2 separate regions of the Homo sapiens genome follow, and region 2 is linked to region 1. Evidence: read pairs that join two places in POLR2A ChIA-PET (ENCODE). Cell type or tissue: MCF 10A. All regions are shown on one strand. Links, peaks and the distances in the headings refer to the core of each region. The heading gives the core; the rest is flanking DNA.

Region 1 (4,403 bases), core at 217-4,216:
TGAGGCCACAGAGAGCTATGTTCACACCACTGCATTCCAGTCTGGTTGACAGAGTAAAACTCTGTCTCAAAAAAAAAAAAAAAAAAAAAAATTATTATAAGTCACTGTAACCTCTAACATAAAAAAAGAATAAGTTTGCTTCTTGTTTTCATAAACACTGGATTATATTCTATAAAGTGATGCTTGTGGTCTTTGTTAATCAGCATATTGAGCTGATTTACTTCAGGCATCCTATTATTTATTCTCTGGTGGTTTTATTTTAAAGTAAAAGATAATGTAGTTAGAGATTTTAAGAGATAACAGCATGAGATTAGATATTCTGCAAACACTGGCAATTTCATTAACAATAATAACTAAAATGGACAAATTTTATTAGTGTGCCAGGCACTCATTTAAGCACTGTAACTCAATATTTCTCAAAACCTACATCTGGAATGGGTACTTTCCCATTTTGAATATGTGGAAACTGAAGGAAAGTGGTCAGATCATGTAGTAAAAACATGTTGGAATGTATATTCCCACTCAAGCAGTCAAGTTCCAATGTCCGCACTCTTAAACACTATGCTCTATACTATGTGTGGAGATCAGCATTTGATAAGTATTCTTTTGCTTAAACACAAAATGGGCATAAAATATCAGTGACTCAACTAACAAAAAACAGTTTTTTAAATTTCTATTTTTGAACCTTGGGTATATGTAATCTAGTAACTTTAATTTGGCTTAGGAAAAATTTACACTTCTCCAAAATTGCTTTTCTCTCCTTAATTCACACTAGAGGCCCACTCTAGAGGCCATGTGGGCCTCTTTTAAGACAGAAGTTCAAAATCCCCATTTCCTGGTAAGACCGTGAGTGTACTTAAATAACTACTGTTGTCCCCTTCATAATGAATGACCAAACAGTGCCTTATGGGATGCAGGTGCCAGGGCAATTAGGTGATGGTCACAGCCCACCCTCATTCCTGGCTGATAGGACTCTGCCAGCCACTGGTCTCCCTCTCTTGTGGCTGCCCACTAGACAGGGCAATGGGCTACAGAAGCAATAGCAGAGAGAGGGCTGATCAAAGTCCAGGCAAGAGAGGCAGTTCATAAGCAGCTGCAGGTCAGAGCAAACAGGATTCTGCAGCCAAACAACCAGGGATTATGCATGTGAATATTCAGGTTGTAAATGCACATTGACATACACTGTAGTCTAAGAGGCTGTCCACCAATCTTCTTGATCCTGCTTCCAGAGGGAGAGTTAGTGACAGCAAACCTCCAGAAAACAAATGTGCTCTCTCCTCTGCCTGACTTTGTTTACATTTCGGATTACTCAAGTTTTGGGAAATTCCACTTGGCGGAATTTTACTATCATTGTGGCAATGTGTTTGTAATTCTTTTTCGGTAGGCTTTTACTTGTTTGGGTAGTTTTGAGACTATGGAAAGACTACTGATAGACTGGAATTATCCTAGGCAAGTTCTGAAGTGAATCAGCAAACTGTAAGACAGACAGAGCTTTGACACTTGCCACATCTCAGGAGTATGGTCAGTTATAAAATATATGGTCAGTTACCAACAAAGCCCCAAGCTTCACTTGTGAATCACTAGATGTGGGCAGCGATGCAAATATTACCATGCCTTAATAGTCATTAACATTATAAATGCTGCACAGGCACTGGGACAAGTCACTGCTGGCTTACTTGCCAGCATACCCAAAACCTGGCACAGCATGGGCACATAGTAAGGTGCTCAAAGATTCATGGAGTGAAAGAATAAATGAAAGGATATAAACCTCATCAGGATCATGCTCTTAAAAACCAGGCAGAACAGCTTAGATGGCAAGAGCATGTTCTAGCTTATCACGAAAATTTTTAAAAGGAAAAAAGTATACACACAACTTTCTATATATGATATATATAAGTACTTAAAACACATTTACATTTCTTTAATAACTTATTTTATAATCACATAATCTATATTGAATATCTGGAGGAAATACAAATACAGTAGGACCCCCTTACCCACAGTTTCACTTTCTGTGGTTTCAGTTGCCCTTGGCCAACTGTGGTCCAAAAATATTAAATGAAAAATTTCAAGCAGGGCTCTGTGGCTCACACCTGTAATCCCGCACTTTGGGAGGCTGAGGCGGCAGGTCACCTGAGGTCAGGAGTTCAAGACCAGCCTGGCCAACATGGCAAAATCCCGCCTCTACTAAAAACACAAAAAAATAGCCGGGCATGGTGGAGGCAGGTGCCTGTAATCCCAGCTACTTGGGATGCTGAGGCAGGAGAATCGCTTGAACCCAGGAGGCGGAGGTTGCGGTGAGCCAAGATCATGCCACTGCACTCCAGCCTGAGCAATAAGTGCGAAACTCCATCTCAAAAAAAAAAAAGAAAAGAAAAGAAAAGAAAACGAAAAAATTTCATAAATAAACAGCTTTTAAATTACACACCCTTCTGAGTGGCGTGATGAAATCACATGCTGTCTCACTCCGTCCTACCCGGGACATGAATCATCCCTTTGTCTAGTGTGTCCATATTGTACAGCCCACTTGCCTGTTAGTCACTCAGTAGCCATTTCCATTATCAGATTGAAACAACATGGTATAGTATATTTAAGGGTGGGTTCCATACGAGTTTCAGACGTCTACCGGGCACCTTGGAATGTATCCCCCAGAGATATGGGAGGGCTAGTGAACTACCTGGTAGCATTAAAGTTTATTTATACATACATAGGAAATACATATATGTGAAAAAAGTTGGGGGGACTGCTCTTTATGATACATGATTGCAGAATCACCCATTATTCACAAGAACCATGCTCATTCTTCTTTATTATACCACTTTCCCCAACATTGAGAGGCAATGTATCACTTAAACATGCAAATATATGAAGCATTTATTTATTGTTTTCATTTCCCTTCTTCAGCATACACACTTTTTGTGCCTTCAGCAATACTTTCCTTATTGTCAAAGTTTCTATTCCTAACAAAATTTACATTTTTATGGTAGTTTACAAATATAAAACTACTTTCACATATATTATTCATTTCACCTTAAAAGTGTCTGGTTCAGTAGACTAGACAAGACATTAAAGTCATTCTTCATTGTAATATTCTCATTTTGGTGATAAAGAAATGAAAGATCAAGCAGAAAGGACTGCTCCCAAATTTCAGAAAGTGACAGAGCTTAAGACTGGAACATAAGTCCTCCTGTAGCAAGGCCAGTGCTCTGTGCATTAAACAGCCTCCTGCATAGATCTCCAAAGGCATTGGTTCTGAGGTAGGTTGCTGCCAGCCCCTTCACCTCATTCATATATTTCCTGAGCATTTAAGTGTTGGTTTAGATAAAGGGGCATAATGAGTCAACACCAGATAGCAATCTGCTCCAACTGACCAGGTGGTTAGGGCAAATTATTACAAACTTCATCATTTAGGACTGACAGTCATCACATAAGGACATAAATAAGACAGAAAAAGAGTCATAAGTTATTATCATAAGTTATTTATGATAATAGACAAAAGTGTACGAAAACAAGCCTCCAGTGACAAAGGGAAGCATGATGAAGTCAGTAAACCTTCCTCCTCAACCACTGTCTACACCCCTATGTGCCAGGCCAGCTGCCCTGGCCATTGAAGGTCCATTACGGACCATTAAAGTGCCTGGAGACTATCCCCTGGCCTCAACTGGCACAGCCATGGTCCTCAGTCAAATCCACTAGCACTAACATGTGATTAAGACAGCCTGGGTAAATCTCTCATTAGGAGAGGAGGTAGCTAGGCAAACAGCTGCTACTTCTCTACATTTTATTCATTATTCAGTACCCCAAGATATTTCTTATAGCAACTCTTCCTAATATCCCATGTTGCTCAGATATACATAATAAATTTAGGCAGCAGAGGTTAGAGGATCAAAATTAAAAATAAAATCACCATCATCTCTTGAGGTTTTCAAAAATAGTAGAGTTAGTAGGTTTTGTCTGTGTCAATATCATTTACCACAGCTTACTTTACCCTTTGCTTTCTATTAAAAATAAATAAATGCATACATGCAAACACCTATACATGCATACATGTATAAATTCTGTCATGATATCTGAAAACCAAGCAGTTATCTAAGATAGTCTCTTGCATTCACAGACATATTATCACCTTATATGCAGACTACTATTCTAATCAAATCCAATCACTAAGTCAGGTTTATATTTGGAAATATTGTTTCAGAAATTTGGAATACAAGCCAAAAATTTTTTAATCTTAAATAATAATTATATAGATTACTGTTAAGGAAAATGATATATATATAGTATACATTAATATATGATACATATATAGTAAGAACACTAACCTATACATTAAAATCTTTAATTTGAGCTCAAGTTCTTCCTACCTGTATGACTTTGGGCAACTTACGTCAAATGAAGGGGTC
Region 2 (4,403 bases), core at 125-4,124, 91 kb after region 1:
TCTTACATTTGTTTCTAGTGTGTCCCCATAGATTTGACTATCACACTTTGGGGCATCAGTGGCATTAAGTGACAAATTACTTCTGGGAGTTGTAGGATGATTCTATGTCAAGCTCTCCACTCAGATCCAATGAGTCACTAGTTCCTACTTATGAACAGGTATTAACTTGCTTCATTTGCAAACCCCAGCAAGAATTTTGGTCACAAGCCACAGTTGCCATAAGAACTGGCTTTGGAATAAGTTAGGCTTTGGTTCCTATGCCAGCTCTCCCATGTCATAACTTTGATCAGGATAGCAATAATAATAATATTTTTTCTCCCAAGACTTACCATAGAGTTTGGTACATAGAAAGTACTTAACTACTATGATGAGGCATAAAAATGTTTAATTAATCACCGAGATTTAAACTGACTTTTAGAGGAACTTTCTTAGCAGGTACCTGGTTCCCCAAAGTTTCTCATGCCCATGACACGCACTATAACCTTAGCAAAGGTTATCAGGATCTTCTGTTGACTGTGCTGTTCTTTCTGCACTTTTGGCTTCTTGGAAACACTGTCCCTCCCAACAGTCCATGCTGAGAGTTTCCAACTGGGTAATCACATCTGTCTAGTCAGATGCTAACTTTCTGCTCCGCAGAGGTATGTCCCTCAAAGTTCATACCTGAGGAATCATTTGGAAAGATTCCTTCCTTCAATATCTCTGGCTGAGTCATGCATACCTCCTCATCAAAGACAAATAGAAAACAAGGTCAATAGGAAAGCGGTGCTCACCTATCTTACTGTCTGTACCTTTTCCTATTATGACTAGCCTCATAATCTTTAGGTTAGAATGACTTGCACTAACCTGTTCCTAGAGTCCCTTCCTTGTCCCTTGTGGCACTTGCCAGTTGTGATTGCAACTGGTGGTTTTAAGCATGTTACCACTTCAAAACTCCAAGCTTTATGAAAACCAAGAAGATGTATGTACCATTTGACTATTTTTATATCTCCCATTTCTAGCCCAGGGGTTGGCATTATCACATAGCAGTTAAGAGCTTGTGATCTGGAGCCAGCCTGCGTGGTTCAGCTTAAAACTCAACTCCATATTATTTATGTGAATTTAGGCAAGTCACTGAAATTACTCCTACTTCAGTTTACTTTCCTAAAAACAGGTATTTTCATAATAGTGTTTACCTCTTAGGAGAGATTAAATAAGTCAATATGCATAAGCACTTAGGACAATGCTTGGCACAGAGCAAGTAACTATTAAAATAGGTACTTAGTAAATATTTGCTGGATTAGCAAATGCCACAATAGGTCCAGTCATCAGCATTTTGCAGACATCATTTAATCAACCCGAATAGTCCAGTGGCTCTAGAGTCTCTTAATTTCTTTTTTCATGATTTTTTTTCATTTACTGCCTCTCAGGCTTTATTGCATTTGTGTCAAATCCACTTGTCTAAACATTTAAAAAAGCAAAACAGTGTTACATAGTTTTAAAAACCATTATAATTTGACTCTATGAGTTTCAAAAACTTCATATACAAGTGCTTAATTGTCTCATTCGAGGTTTTACATTGCTGATGAAATCCACTCATTTAAGAGGTAGGTAGTAATGCAGTGTGTGGGGTGTAAAGTAAAATGCTAGGGGTGTGTGTGTGTAGGTATGTTTGTTTATATGTGTGCTTGTGTATATTTTTATGTGTGTATGTTAGGGGTAGCTGGCTGTGCCAAAGGTGAATAAGATGAAGTTCCTGCTCTATAGAATCTTGAAATTTAATAAAAGAGATAACCATGCAAACAACTAACTAAATCACAAGGCACAATCCTCTGTGAGCCTGTGAGTATCTGCATCCTGCTCTGGGAAAGTGTAATAATCTCTTTTTGTGTCTACGATTGTACCCGGGCTGGCATCTGAGTTAGATCATAGGCTCCTAACATTTCACTTTATCAGTTCGTACAATGCCCCACATCTCTGTGAGCTAAAAAAACATGTTGCTATCAGCACAATGTGAGAAGAATGGTTTTTTTTCCCCGAAGGGACAAAAGTAGTGCCATAAAGCTATAGAATAGGCAAGTCTCTCAGTAAAATGAGTTTCCCTAAAAGGATTTCCTAAGGAACATCTTAAGGTATTTAAATAAACAAACAAATAAGACAACTGAGTAGAGTTTAAGTCTGTGCCTTTTCCTTATTCTCTAGTCCTGGTTCTTTTGACGTAAAGTGAAACATTTTTGGGGTTATTTATTTCCACCCCCACTCTGTCATAATATAAAGAGAATTCTCAGAGGGGAGACTATAGAAGTCTGTCAGCAGCTGACTCTTTTCTGGCAGGAAGACTATTTTATAAAAAAAAGAAGAAATGGATTTCCTCTCCTTGTAGTTCAATATTTTCTTCCTCTACACATTGGTTAAATTCCTCCATCCTATTTCCTTGAAAATGTCAGGGTTGGGTTGCCCCAATCTCAGACAGCTCTCTTCATTATGATTATCAGTGTTAATGCCATGTCATTAATCCTCACGAGTATATGGAGGCCTCACACTGAATGAATGGGGAAGGTCACCATGGAAACATCTGTCTCCATAGATGACTCACGGCAACCCCCATAACTGCTGAACCACATCCTGTCTCCCAAATGCACTGGATGAAGCCACAAATTTGGCATTTCCTACAGGACCATATTCTTTTTAAAAGCTATTAAAAATCTATGCCAGGGAAGCATTTTTCAGACTCATGGCAATAATACTCTTTGCAATGTGTTTAAGTGGGTGATGCTATGCAATTAGTTGTTAACACCTTTTAATAAATGCACACAGTAAACATTACCTGTGGTTTTTCAGCTCCCGGTTTCTTTGCAGTGCTGTCATCTCTGGAGACAGGCGCTGGCAGAGAGAAAAGTGCCCATGTAGAAAATAAGCAAAACACCTGCATTCTCACATTTCAGAAATGATCCTCCTTAGGGGTTAGTGTGGTCTATCAACTTGCATCACAGTGAAGTGGAGGGGAATAAAATGGTCTTTGCTGGATTTATTTTTTTGGCTGCCTCAATGAAAAAAGCAAGCAAGATAACTCATGTAGAAAAATTACATTTGAGGACTGCAGACTTCTCACTTAGCCTTATCATGGAACGGCAGGATATCAACATTTCCTAGATGGAAAATTAGGTCTATGTTGGGAGATATCAGGCTTAAGTAAAATCACATGACAACTACTGTGTATATCCCAGTCACCTCGGCACAGCTACGCTGAGCAGTCTTTCTAGGGTTGCTATGTTCAGAGTTGGCTGTAACTATACACACCGTAAGCCCAGTTGGAAAAGCAAACAAGGGAGTGAAAAAGGGAACAGACTATTTCCCAGGCTGTACACATTTGCTGAATCTTCACAAAGGCAGGTTGTCATTTCTTGTTTATTTCTTGAATCCTAGATGGAAACCTGGAACTTGAGTGATAATAATAGTAGACCTTTGCTAACTGTACATATATTAGCTCATTTGTTTCTGTAAATGATCATATAATGTGGGTAGTATTCTTTACTTCATTTGACAGATTAAGAGACTGAGGCATGGAAAAATTAAGTGATGTTACCATGGTCACCAAGCTCTTAAGTAGCTGAGGCGGGACATGAACCCAGGCATCTGGCATCCAGTTTATTTCCTTTAACTTTAAGCCACATATTTACCTCTTGTAGAGTCATATTTATTCGTTTTCTCTCCTCTTGTTTCCTCTCCTCTTTCTCTCCCTCTCTCTTTCTTACCATTTTTCTACTACTCTTTCACACCTGCCCCCAATCTTTCCCCTCAAGCCCACACCCACTTCCTACTTCTCTCCTCTCTCCTCTCTCTCTCCCTCTCTATTGCTGGAAGTGATGAGCCCCATCTGGGTCCACCAGCTGGCCCCAGACAGGGGATTTTGGCCTCTCCCAAATTAAATCATACTTGTAAAGCAGGAAAAGCTACTCCCTGCTTCCAGATCTCCCCTTCCCACTGACCCTCCCTTGTCCCTCTGTCGCCTTCCTTCTTTTGCATAGGCTTCCAGTTCTCTTGTACTCTTCTCCCACAGTTTTCTCAGGAAAGAATGGGTTGTCTTAAAGTCATCTGATATGGTTTGGCTCTGTGTCCCCACCCAGATCTCAACTTCAATTGTAATCTCCAGGTGTTGAGGGAGAGGGTTGATTGGATCATGGGAGTGGTTTCCCCCATGCTGTTCTTGTGATAGTAAGTGAGTTCTCACGAGATCTGGTGGTTTTATAAGACAGTTTCCCTACCCTTGCTTGCTTCTCTCTCCTGCCATGTGAAGAAGGTTCTTGCTTCCCCTTGTCTTCTGCCATGATTGTAAGTTTCCTGAGGCCTCCCGAGCCATGTGGAACTGTGAGTCAATTAAACCTCTTTTGTTTATAAATTATCAGTCTTAGGTAGTAGCTTTATAG

The links. ChIA-PET counts read pairs that join two places held together with the same protein. Peaks named below come from ENCODE experiments on the same cell type or tissue, not always from the same donor. Only the 100,000 strongest peaks of a DNase experiment are listed, where the experiment ranks them.
Region 2: POLR2A ChIA-PET joins it to region 1 with 5 read pairs; 3 of 35 experiments call an interaction of 5 or more read pairs at or near these places.

What each region holds. Positions count from the first base shown.
Region 1 is chr6:128,506,592-128,510,994 of GRCh38, forward strand. All of the region lies in intron 1 of PTPRK (protein tyrosine phosphatase receptor type K), which reads right to left. Among named protein-coding and RNA genes, the nearest start is that of PTPRK, 12 kb to the right of the region's middle. In MCF 10A, for the core only: no CTCF peak of the experiment used is centred there; DNase peaks (open chromatin) are centred at 1,320 and 2,480.
Region 2 is chr6:128,598,010-128,602,412 of GRCh38, forward strand. No RefSeq gene overlaps it. Among named protein-coding and RNA genes, the nearest start is that of PTPRK, 80 kb to the left of the region's middle. In MCF 10A, for the core only: no CTCF peak of the experiment used is centred there; DNase peaks (open chromatin) are centred at 182 and 2,572.